Linked DNA regions of Homo sapiens: region 1 is linked to region 2. Evidence: read pairs that join two places in POLR2A ChIA-PET (ENCODE). Cell type or tissue: PC-3. All regions are shown on one strand. Links, peaks and the distances in the headings refer to the core of each region. The heading gives the core; the rest is flanking DNA. Region 1 overlaps PPP1R12B (protein phosphatase 1 regulatory subunit 12B). Region 2 overlaps PPP1R12B (protein phosphatase 1 regulatory subunit 12B).

Evidence for each region. Peaks named below come from ENCODE experiments on the same cell type or tissue, not always from the same donor. Only the 100,000 strongest peaks of a DNase experiment are listed, where the experiment ranks them.
Region 1: POLR2A ChIA-PET joins it to region 2 with 7 read pairs; 2 of 35 experiments call an interaction of 5 or more read pairs at or near these places.

Annotation. Positions count from the first base shown.
Region 1 is chr1:202,445,861-202,448,672 of GRCh38, forward strand. The region is part of intron 12 of PPP1R12B (protein phosphatase 1 regulatory subunit 12B); the gene reads left to right. Among named protein-coding and RNA genes, the nearest start is that of PPP1R12B, 99 kb to the left of the region's middle. In PC-3, for the core only: no CTCF peak of the experiment used is centred there; no DNase peak of the experiment used is centred there.
Region 2 is chr1:202,378,734-202,381,545 of GRCh38, forward strand. The region is part of intron 1 of PPP1R12B (protein phosphatase 1 regulatory subunit 12B); the gene reads left to right. Among named protein-coding and RNA genes, the nearest start is that of PPP1R12B, 31 kb to the left of the region's middle. RefSeq lists enhancers at 1-51, 52-551, 1,088-1,618. In PC-3, for the core only: a CTCF peak has its summit at 1,670; a DNase peak (open chromatin) is centred at 1,498; H3K27ac peaks cover 1,337 bases.

The DNA of each region.
Region 1 (2,812 bases), core at 26-2,525, 67 kb after region 2:
TGTGGCTTTTAATCCTTTATGTGTGCTGGCAAAGGGTCTCTTTTTTTTGGGTCTGTGTCTACAACTGATAAAGAAAATGAAAAAAATCTTAATGATAGTGTTGTTGCAGGAACACCAGTGATGGTGCTTGATTGATATTTGTCAGTTTACTAGATTTCTTTCCCTAAAATAAGCGGTAATCATTAATTCAGCCAGGAGGGAAGGGTTTATGATGGATTATTAATAATAATACTGTATAATTATAGGTAAATTTATTAGGTCCTTATAATAATCCAGTTGCATAGACATGTTAACTATTATCACCATAGCTGAAGAAACAAACATAGAGAGGTTATTATTACTATATTATATTACTCTCTCTCTCTCTCTCTCTCTCTATATATATATATATATATATTTTTTTTTTTTTTTGAGATGGAATATCGCTCTGTCACCCAGGCTGGAGTGCAGTGGTGCAGTCTTGGCTGACTGCAACCTTCACCTCCCGGGCTCGAGCAATTCTTCTGCCTCAGCCTCCCGAGTAGCTGGGACTACAGGCGCATGCCACCATACCCGGCTAATTTTTTGTATTTTTAGTAGAGACGGGGTTTCACCGTGTTATCCAGGATGAGGATGATCTCTATCTCCTGACCTCATGATCCGCCCACTTCGGCCTCCCAAAGTGCTAAGATTACAGGCGAGAGCCACTGCACCCGGCCGTATTACTATATTTTACATATATAATATTATATATTATATAATAATACTATATTGCTATTACTATAACTATTAAGAGCTGCAACTGAGAGAAAATAATTACAGCTGCCATTTGTTGGACCCCATTATGTGACAGGCATTTGGTTGGCTATTATACTGGGATTTAGTTTGCTCATATGTAACGATAAATCTAAATAGTAGTGGCTTAAATAAGGTAAAGGTTTTTTTTTTTTTCTTGCACTTAAGAAAGTCCAGAAATATGCAGAGCTGGCTTAGTAGCTCCACAGTCATTAAAGGATCCAGGTTCTTTCGCTCCACAGTTCTTGCATCATGGCTGCCATTTCCATGGGTTGCCTGATGGTCCAGAATAACTGCTGAAGCTATAGCTATCATGGCTGTACTCTAGGGAAGAAGGAAGAGGAAAGAAGGAAGCAGACAAAGAAAAAATGCTTCTGAACTGAGAATTTTCCCAGAAGTACTAGTTGTCTGCATATGTCTCATTGGATACCTCTAGTGGCCAGGAGACTTTGAGAAGTGTGGACTTTTAACTAGGTATATTGCTGCCCTCAATGATATAGGGATTCAGTTCATAAAGAAGAAAGGGACAATGGATATGGGTTAGACAACTAGCTGTCTCATGCATACATATATCATCTATTCTCTTATAATGAGCCCCCTATTATATGAAGTATTATTTTATAGACGAGGAAACTCAGACCAAATGGTTAATCATCTGCCCAAGGTCACACAGCTAGTGAGGGCCTGAGATAGGATTTGAACTCAGATTTGTACATTTCAAAGCTCTTACCTATTTTGTCACTGTTTGTATCTGCTGAGTTTATATTTTATTCTGGGTACTATTTTAGGTGTCCTGCAGACATTATTTTATTTAATCATTAGAAGAACCCTGTATTTTAAGGTGCCACTATCTCTATTTTATCAATGAAGAAGAGATCAGAGAGTCTACATTTAAGCAAATGTTGTGTTTCCAAAGCCCATATTTATCCTACTCCATTGCATATCCTCTGATCTCTGCTCTAGGGCTGTTCTTATTCTAACAATCTACTTGTAAAATTACACTGCATTTCAAAATAATAGTAAAAGTCCTATTATGTAATTTAATAAAATAAAATCCTTGGCATTTCAAAAGCATAAGAAATTACAGTGAGACCAAAACATGTTAGTAACCTAAAAAGAACTTCAGGTAAGGTTTGGTTAAGTGTAATTTTTTATAGCTGTGTGTCTAGCTAATTTTATTAGTACTTCCTATAGATTCGTATCTTGTAAGTCTGAGGAATTTTTTGCCTTTTCTTTTTTTGTTAAAAAAGACTATAAAATTTCACCTTTTTTCTTAGTCATTAATTGCTTCTGGAGAAGTAGCATGTGTTTTTTTAGATATTACATGTATCTTTTAAAATATTCTGCCTTTATGTTTGTATCTAGGTACCATATTTATATTTTTATGTTTTTATTATTTTTTTTCAAGCTTGTAATTTGATTATTTGGAAGTAAGCTTAGAGCTACCCGTGAACATTTCTGCTAATAATTGTGAGTAGGTGAAAAAAATAGATTTTTAATATTTGTGCTTTTCATTGCTTTCTCCATCTCTGTATCAGTTTTGGACCTCTGTTACCCCAGCAACAGCTGTGACATCACAAATGATAGCTTTTTGGGTGGAGAGCCAATGGTTGCTCCCAACTCTTCGATAAGAAACAAAGGTCTTGTTTTCATGTAAATGAGTTTAATTATACAGCTTGCTGTTGAAAAGTCTGTGGTTAAGGATACTTATAGAATCCGGTTTGGTTTTTGTTTCAATTTCTCACTTTTGCAGTTATGAATATAGACAATTAGGCATTTGGTTAAATGGGAAGAGAGAGCAGTTGCTGAATTAGGTGAGGGAGAACTAAGCATACTGAGACTGTAGAGTATCAGTTGTCTCTGGATAATCCAAGAAGATGGTCATCAAATCTAGGCTGAGGACTACCACAAAGACTCCCACTGCCAAGAATTAAGGAACAGGTGGAGACTAATATTGTAAGTGACTTTAATGTCTTTTTCTTGTGTAGAGAGGCCATGTCTCCGTGTGCATGTGCAGAGACCAGGTGCTACTGGGGTG
Region 2 (2,812 bases), core at 140-2,639:
TCCCAAAGTGCTGGGATTATAGGCATGAGCCATCGCGCCCGGCCATTTTTCTAGTTCTTATCCTTTTGGAGCATTTTATAACGTTTTATCTACTTGATCTCCATATGAATTAAAACGCTTATTCTTTGGCTTCCAAAACAATGCTTTTTTTCCCCTCAGATCCTCTTCTTACCTCCTGAATCACTCTTCTGCTCACGATTCCTCTTCCATTGCCCACTCTTTGCCCAGATTTCTACCCCAACCCACTTTCTCTATATTCTTTCGTCTTTGTAACCTTACCCACTCCCATGGCCTCATCCCTCATTATGTACTAATGATGTCGAGATCTGTCTGACCCTGACCTGTTTAGACTTGACTTTTTTCCTGGACTCAAGATATGCATTTCCAGCTGCCCATTAGACATCTTGATGTAGATGTCTTACAGGTTTCTCTCGGTCTCAGTATTTCCAGAGCAAAATTGTTCTCATCCTATCACAAAATTTGTTGCTCCTCCTGTTTTCTCTTCTTGAAAAGAAATATCATCAGCCACTCAGTCATTTAAGTCATTGATTCCCAATTGACTGCATGAGAATCACCTGGGGGCACATGTTAACAATAGAGGCTGCTGAACTGTATCCTCCAAAGAGCCTGATTCATTAGGTCTATGGTAGGACCCAGGAATCTTTTATTCTGATGCTTATCCAAGTTTGGAAATCACTGATGAAAACTGATTTGCTCCCTCCGTCCCCATCTCCACCGTCTACTGAGTTACCAGGACTTGTCAGTTCTATCTGTGTAATGTCTCATAACTCTGTCTTCTTGTCTCCATTTACACTGCTAGTATTCTAGTTGAGACTGTCATCTTTATGGGAACTTGTAGGTACATAGTAGGTATTTTTAAAATTCTTGTTGAATAAATGAATGCATGATTGCCATAGTCTGCCATAGGTCTATTTTTTCCCCTAATTTCACATCTTTACAGTCTATTTCTAATAGTACCTTGTTATTTTTAAAATACCAATCTAATGATATAACTTTTCTTTAAAAAACAATCCATCATTGGCTTTCGAGCTTGGTTATACATCAGAATACTCATTAAATGCAGATTCTGTCTGTTTAAGAATGAGGACAATTAAAGAAAAATACAGATGCCTGAGCCCCAACTCTGGAAATTTCAATTTAGTAGATCTGGAGTACAGCACAGGAATCTGTATTTTTACCAGGTATCCCAGAGATTCTGATGCAATTTTGCATTTTGAAGCCATTCACATGCAGAGTAAAAACGCATATAAAATGCTTTCAACCTGTCTTACCAGTTTTTTTCCCTACCATTCCTCAACCTCATTCACATACCTTCTCATTTGTTATTTGCCATCTCCTGAGCACTCCATGAACTTTTTGTTCATACCGTTCTCTTTGCTTAACTGCTCCTGCTCCCCTTCTATGCCTCGTAAAACCCTCCTAATCACTTCAAGGCTTGGCTCAGGTGTCACCTCCTCTGTGAAGTTCTACCCTGTCAGGATTTATTCATCCTTCCTTCTTGTTCTCATGATACGTTGTTGCTGGTTTAGCAAACCACAGGTGATATTATCTTACACAAACAACAAGTTGTTCTGTGGCAGGCAGAAGACTCAGGAGGTGAAGGAGTTTCATTATTTACCTAGAGTTTCCAGCCCAGGGCTGCTGTTGCCCTAGTGGAGAGTTTTATAAAATGGTTTTGATATGACCTGTGAGTAAAGAAGAAAATGTGTTTGAAACAATTTCTGTGAACATGATTTGAACTTTGGGTTATTGTATTTGTTTCTTATCCATTTTAGAGTGAATGTTCAAGCTGTATACCCACCTCTTCCCCTGAGAGTAGAGCCCTGAAGCTTTATATTCTCAACACCCCCCCCATTCCTTGGCTCTGTCTTCTCAGTGTCAATAGATACCTTCTCTCTTCTTCGCTGTTGCCTGCTTTGGTTACAGATTCCAGAGCTTTTCCTGACTTTTCTGGTAAATTATTACTCTGAACTTGAGTGTATCCCTTTGAAGATCTCCTGTGCTTGTACCAAACAAATGATTGTGTATATGCCTTTTGAATTCTTCATATTTGAGTCATGCTCTGTTCTAACACTTGAAGTATTAAAATCTCAAGTATCTATAGTGTAGTCTTTGAAAGTCACTGTCTTTTGATCAAGTGTTCATGCGGTTGTTAGGGTAATTAATTGGATTGCACTGATAGTGCTAGAATTTATAAAGCAATTACTTCCTTTACTAATGACTACCCACGTTCTCTTTCTTATTCATAGATGCTCTCTCTTATTGACGTGTACATAAATTGTATCTCAATAGCATTCCGGGATTTTTATACATATACATTTCTCATATAAATGTGTCTGTATTCCCTTGCACACACACATTCCATACATACATATGTGTACATACATACGTACTTTTCAGATTATTGAAATCCCCAAAGGACCTCAAGGTTATTTGGAATTATTCAGTGTAAGAACAATAACTCTATTTCTTCTCTGAATTTCAGTGGGGGCAAGAGTCCCTAGTGATTATCTATCTTACCCTTAGAGAAAAAGGAAGAAAAGGGAAAGAAAAAAAAGGACCTTTTGGTTTGACCTGATCTAGATATCTGAGTATTTTTCCTTTGTATTGATGAGCGTGGGAGTGGTTTTGATGAGCTTTGGGGTGTGTGTGTGTGTGTGTGTGTGTGTGTGTGTGTGTGTGTATCATCCCTCAACTGCCTCCTCCAGCCTAGGCCAAGACTACTCATGGAGCAGTCCTTTCTAGACAGGTAACTGCTCATCCTGGCTTTCAATTATGACATAGGAAAATT